Regions from separate parts of the Homo sapiens genome. Here region 1 is linked to region 2. Evidence: read pairs that join two places in POLR2A ChIA-PET (ENCODE). Cell type or tissue: PC-9. All regions are shown on one strand. Links, peaks and the distances in the headings refer to the core of each region. The heading gives the core; the rest is flanking DNA.

Region 1 (2,928 bases), core at 281-2,780, 110 kb before region 2:
GATCTGGCCATTGCTGTGACAGCTTCTCCTTGATGCTCGTGAACTGGTGACTAGATGCTGTTATGATGAATCTGGTCCCTGCTGCCTTTGCCATTGTCTCTAAAATAATTAGAAAATGATTAATTATGTTTTTAATATAATTTAATTGTAATTTTATGCAACTAAATTCTTAATAGTGGCTGTGTTTGACAACTGATTTGTGAAATTCATAAAAATTTAATAATTGGCCTTGCAAGAGAGTACAGCCAACTCCATTGCATCACTGTAAAACCTCCTAGCTGACGGTTCTACTCCTTAATTGAAAATTCTCTCTTTTTTGTTTTAGTTCAAAGCTGGAGACTGGATACTGACATGTTCATGACCTTGTGTACAAGCTGAAAGCTGCTGAAAGCTACAGGCCAATGGGGCTCTGCTTTACTTCTGCCTTCCATATCTTGTGTCCTGCATCTTAATGGTGGAATCAGATTTGCATCCAGAATACTAGCTATAAAGGAGTCTGGAAAAGACAGTTTTTAGTTTTCCAACTTCTGCGTTTCAGGAAGGCATACTACAAGGAGGAAGTCGCTGAGTGATAGCTGATCCTTTCCCAGGCACTCATCTTCTTAAACATAGTATATTAATTACAATTTAGCCCATTCTTGATGGCTCATTGTCATTTCTGTGAGCTTCTCTTTTCATAATGGCCTGTAGTTGGAATAATCATAGGGCCAAGGGATTTTAACATCTGTAGTAACTTTTTGTCCTAGGTTAGCTTGTATCTCTCCCACCTCCCATAACTGCTGCTGAGACATCTATGTTTGATATCATTTGACGTCAACCTCCCCTGCAAGCCACAGGCAGGGAGAGCACCTCACCCAAAGCAACCAGTTTATTGGCTGGTCAGCAACCTGTGATTTCTGTAGCTTAAAAAGATGAGTGGGGCTTATTGTCTTTTGAACTAAGACAAAAAGGAAAGAATTTCCAATTAAGGGTGGGAGCTTCAGCTGAGAGGTTTTGAAGTGAGTTGGCTGTATTCTTTTGCAAGACCAATTGTTAAATTTTCAAGAATTTTGTGAGTTGTCAAACAGCCATTTTTAAGAATTAAGTTGCATAATAATTTAATAAAAACAAAGATAAATACTCAAAACAAATTATTTCCTAATTATTTGCCCACATTTTACAATTATCTATGCTTTTGAATTTCTTTATATCTACTATATCTGTATGGTAGAAACACTATATAGTGGTTTGCTACTGTGCATATCTTCCCAGCTCCCTTTTCACTGTTATCACAGTTGACTATGGTGGTAGTTGTTGGCATTTCCTGAACATATCACACTGATTGTGGGGGCGGGGAGGGAGAATCAAAGTTGGAGAGGTCATGAGAAACCATGTACAAACTAAAATTATGGGAGAAGAAACTATGAGTGAAACGATGAGAAAAACCTAATGCATGATGTAGAACTGAGTGGTGTTAATAGCAGAGCACTGGAGGGAAGGGCCACAAAACTCTTCACCCCAAGGTCTAGAATCATTCTAGAATCATCCTACAAGCCTAGTTTTCATGAGATTCAGCCCTATTTTATTTCTTGCTCTTGGAATTATATGAAATTACGAATTTCTGTGTGTTGCCAGCTGTAATAGAATACCCTGGAATTTTATTTACTTTTAATTTTGTTTATTTATTTATGCTTATGTGCCATCTTCTCATGAAAAAGAGGCAGTATGTTAAAAGTTTGAGTTCAGATTTTCTGATGTAGATAAATAAGCTAAAGAAGGCAGGGTGAAGTGTGATATATGAGAATTTCCAGAGCAGGGTATTCGTAACTTGTAAGTATTTAGTCCAAGTTCCCTCTCCCAACACATTTTACACTAGAATAAGATTGAAAGGCCAGATGTGGTGGCTCACGCCTGAAATCACTTTGGGAGGCCAAGGCAAGTGGATTGCTTGAGCCCAGGAGTTCAAGACCAGCCTGGGCTACATGGCGGAACCCCATCTCTACAAAAAAATACAATAAAAGGTAACTGGGCATGGTGGTGTGTGCCTGTATTCCCAGCTACTTGGGAGGCTAAAGTGGGAGGATCACTTGAACCCAGGCAGGTCGAGGCTGCAGTGAGCCATGCTTGTACCTGCATACTGCCTGGGCAACAGAGTGAAACTGTCTCAAAAAAAAAAAAAAAAAAAAAAAAAAAAGACTGAAGGCTGTCTTGAGGAATGCCACTTATAAATACATTTTTAAAAATTCAGTAATATTTTTCATGTATAAACATTGTGGAGACTATTGTAGTTGCTTGTACAATACTGGGGCATTGGTGATATCTGTCTCTTTACTATTGTAGCTCCTGCCTACGCCTTTAGTAACTGCTAAGGTGCAGACTGTAGATCTGGACTGTCTGTGTCTGTGGCTCACAACCTCAACTTCTCTGCTGCCTTTGATTTGCTCCCTCTGCAGTTTTGTTTTCTCTGTACTCCGATTGCTTCTCCCATGCTTCTCTGCTTTCCAAAGAAAAAACTGACCTTGTATAGATCCTGTCAGCTGATTGCAGTGCTCTTAACTTCTCCATTGTGAGTTGTTCAGTCTGAGGAGTTAGGTATAAACCCAGAGTGGTATTCTCTTTTCTGTTGTGTTTGGTTTTGCTTACATATTCAGGAGCTGCTCTTTACCCCCAGAACATCCGTATATATGTTTTTTTCTGTTTCTAGATTTAAAAATATTCCAGAAGCCTGGCCTCAAGATAGATAATATTTTACTTTTAATTTGGTGCCCTTGTTTTAGAGATTTGAACTGGATTGCATTTAGTAAACCAAACCCCATCTTTAAAAAAATCATCTTAAAAAAAAATAGTGGGCCGGACATGATGGCTCACATCTGTAAATCCCAGCACTTTGGGAGACTGAGGTGGGAGGACTGCTTGAGCCCAGGAGTTTGAGACCAGCCTGGGCAACAC
Region 2 (2,928 bases), core at 245-2,744:
ATTCACCATAGCAAAGACTTGGAACCAACCCAAATGTCCAACAATGATAGACTGGATTAAGAAAATGTGGCACATATACACCATGGAATACTATGCAGCCATAAAAAATGATGAGTTCATGTCCTTTGTAGGGACATGGATGAAACTGGAAATCATCATTCTCAGTAAACTATCGCAAGAACAAAAAACCAAACACCGCATATTCTCACTCATAGGTGGGAATTGAACAAAGAGATCACATGGACACAGGAAGGGGAACATCACACTCTGAGGACTGTTGTGGGGTGTGGGGGAGGGGGAGGGATAGCTTTAGGAGATACACCTAATGCTAAATGATGAGTTAATGGGTGCAGCACACCAGCATGGCACATGTATACATATAGTAACTAACCTGCACATTGTGCACATGTACCCTAAAACTTAAAGTATAATAATAAAAAAGAAAAGCAACATTTGTACCCTTGTAGTTTTCTTAAACCACAAATCCAAATTCCAATCCTAGAATGTAACTCCAGGATATGAAAGATGGGAAAGAATAATATTACAGTGTAAAATTTGAAGAAAACTAAGAGAGGAATTTTCATACTTCACTAAATTCTCACATCTAGTAGTTCTGGGTCAGTGCCCTTATTGCCCTTACCTGACATTTAAGGCATATATTGTGCATCTTTGTAAGTAAATCTGTGTGGATACAATATAGCTTTTTGAATAGATGTTGATTTTGGTTTCTGAATAAAAGTTTCTCTTGTGATGAACCTCACAGTGGCAAAATGTAGATATGAGAAGGAGAAAACCATTTCTTGAGTAAAAATGGTAAAAAAAAATTTTTTTTTTGATCTCACGGCAGCAAACTTCCAAAGGCCTTTGATGTTTGCCATTTTGTTGTGATAGTTAACTAATCTATAATGTTTGGGACTATTGAGTTTTGTGATTTGACATTTGTTGTATTGGAATCTGATCTGTAAACTAGTAGCATGGCTTGATGTAGAGCTTTGACTAAAGAGACTGAGAGAATGAAGACTAGGAAATGAATTTTTACTATCTCTTCTCAAATGTTTGTCTAAAATTAGTCAAGAACTTCATTTCATTAAAAACGTTAAAGTTTTTTTATTTATATATGACCTCCAAAAATGATTGAATATTTTTTGAATACAAATTCTGTGCCAGTCAGCACACCAGCTTTTTACATGATTATCTCATTTAATCCTTAACACAACCTCATGGAATAGATGTTATCTTCATTTACAGATAAGGAACATTGGGTTCAGAGAGAGAAGTATTTTGTTCAAGACCATTTTTTCAGCTGGTAAATACATGACAGAGGTAGGACTCAAAATTCAGGTTTTGTCTGATTCCAAAGCCTGTGTGCTTAGTCACTATTATAAAAACAAACTCATAGTTCTTGAGTGAGGGAATTATTTAAGGCTTAAGTTACATTTACCTTTTAGTTTAAAAGACAGTATATGTAGTGACTGTGTATCATGATGATCCGTGGTACTGATTATTGAAATCATTCCACAGAGGTAGGCATGTGCAGGTTGTTGAATTGTACTATTATAGATCAATTGTGCCTGGCACTGTTAACATTTTGAACTGGGTAATTAATTTGTTCTGGAGGACTGTCCTGTGTACCATAGGATGTTTAGCAGCATCTCTGGCTACACTCACTAGATGCGTATACCACTCCCTTGTGACAATGAAAAATTGTCACGACTTTCAGAAAAATCATCATCCTTCTATCTCCAACAGAAGAGTGAACTCATGTTTAACTTCATGTAGGTACAGATGGGATATTTATCAATATGTATATAGTACATAGATTAATAGACACACATATTTCCTTGTTCTGTCAGCTGACAAGGTCTAGAAGCAGTGACTGCTCAGTAGCAGTAAGCAGACCTTACATTCAAATCTTGGTTTCTAATATTCTCCAACACAAGGAACCAGGACTCCTTTTAGAAATGGCAGATTCTAGGACTGGGTTGGAAAAAACTACAAGATGAGCCTGGAGCATTTTGTAGTGCCAGAAACTAAGGAAGTTCTCACAAAAAAAAAAAAAAAAAAAAAAAAGACAAAAATCCCCCACAATTATAAGAGTATGCCAAAGGGACACAGAAACTAACAGGAGAGCTCTCAACTGCCAAATCTGGAATAATTTATGCAAAAAAAATAAATAGAATAGTATTGCATTATAACCCAAAGTATAAAACAAATATCCATGAGCCCATATTGATATAAATAAATGATCTCATAAATTAATAAATTGAAGTGAAGTAGACAAATCTCCTGTGAGGAATTCCAAATAATTTATGTAACTACCTGCCCCCAAGGTGTGGGACATAACTCCCCACTCCTTAGGTATGAGCTACCCATAGTGACTTCCTTCCAAAGAGCACAATCAGTATAGGAGAGGGAAAAATAATGCTCCAGTGGAGAAATCTGATGAATACTACCTTAGCCAGGTATTTAAAGTTAACTTCAGCAGTGATAAATCATATTGATAGTGTGTGTATCCTTAACATGAAGTAATAAGAATGGCACTTTACCTTACTCGTCTTCCTCTCAAAAACACATAACCCCAGTCTCATCGTGAGAAAAACATGAGACAAACTACAATTGAAGGATATTCTACAGAATACCTGTTTACTACTCCTCAAAATTTTCAAGGTCATCAAAAACAAGGAAAGTCTAAGAAACTGTCACAGATAAGGGAAGCCTAAGGAAATATGACAAGTAAATGTAATGTGGTATTCTGGATGCGATCCTGGAAAAGGGGAAAAAAAACTTTAGGTAAAAAATTAGGAAATTTGAATAAAATATAAACTTTAGTCAATAATGTATCAATATTGGTTCATTAATTGTGAAAAATATACCATAGTAATATAATATATTGATAATAGGGGGAATTGGTGTAGTATATGGGAACTC

The links. ChIA-PET counts read pairs that join two places held together with the same protein. Peaks named below come from ENCODE experiments on the same cell type or tissue, not always from the same donor. Only the 100,000 strongest peaks of a DNase experiment are listed, where the experiment ranks them.
Region 1: POLR2A ChIA-PET joins it to region 2 with 7 read pairs; 2 of 35 experiments call an interaction of 5 or more read pairs at or near these places.

The regions. Positions count from the first base shown.
Region 1 is chr1:113,403,330-113,406,257 of GRCh38, forward strand. The region is part of intron 1 of MAGI3 (membrane associated guanylate kinase, WW and PDZ domain containing 3); the gene reads left to right. Among named protein-coding and RNA genes, the nearest start is that of MAGI3, 14 kb to the left of the region's middle. In PC-9, for the core only: no CTCF peak of the experiment used is centred there; no DNase peak of the experiment used is centred there.
Region 2 is chr1:113,514,345-113,517,272 of GRCh38, forward strand. All of the region lies in intron 1 of MAGI3 (membrane associated guanylate kinase, WW and PDZ domain containing 3), which reads left to right. Among named protein-coding and RNA genes, the nearest start is that of MAGI3, 130 kb to the left of the region's middle. In PC-9, for the core only: no CTCF peak of the experiment used is centred there; a DNase peak (open chromatin) is centred at 1,347; H3K27ac peaks cover 1,212 bases.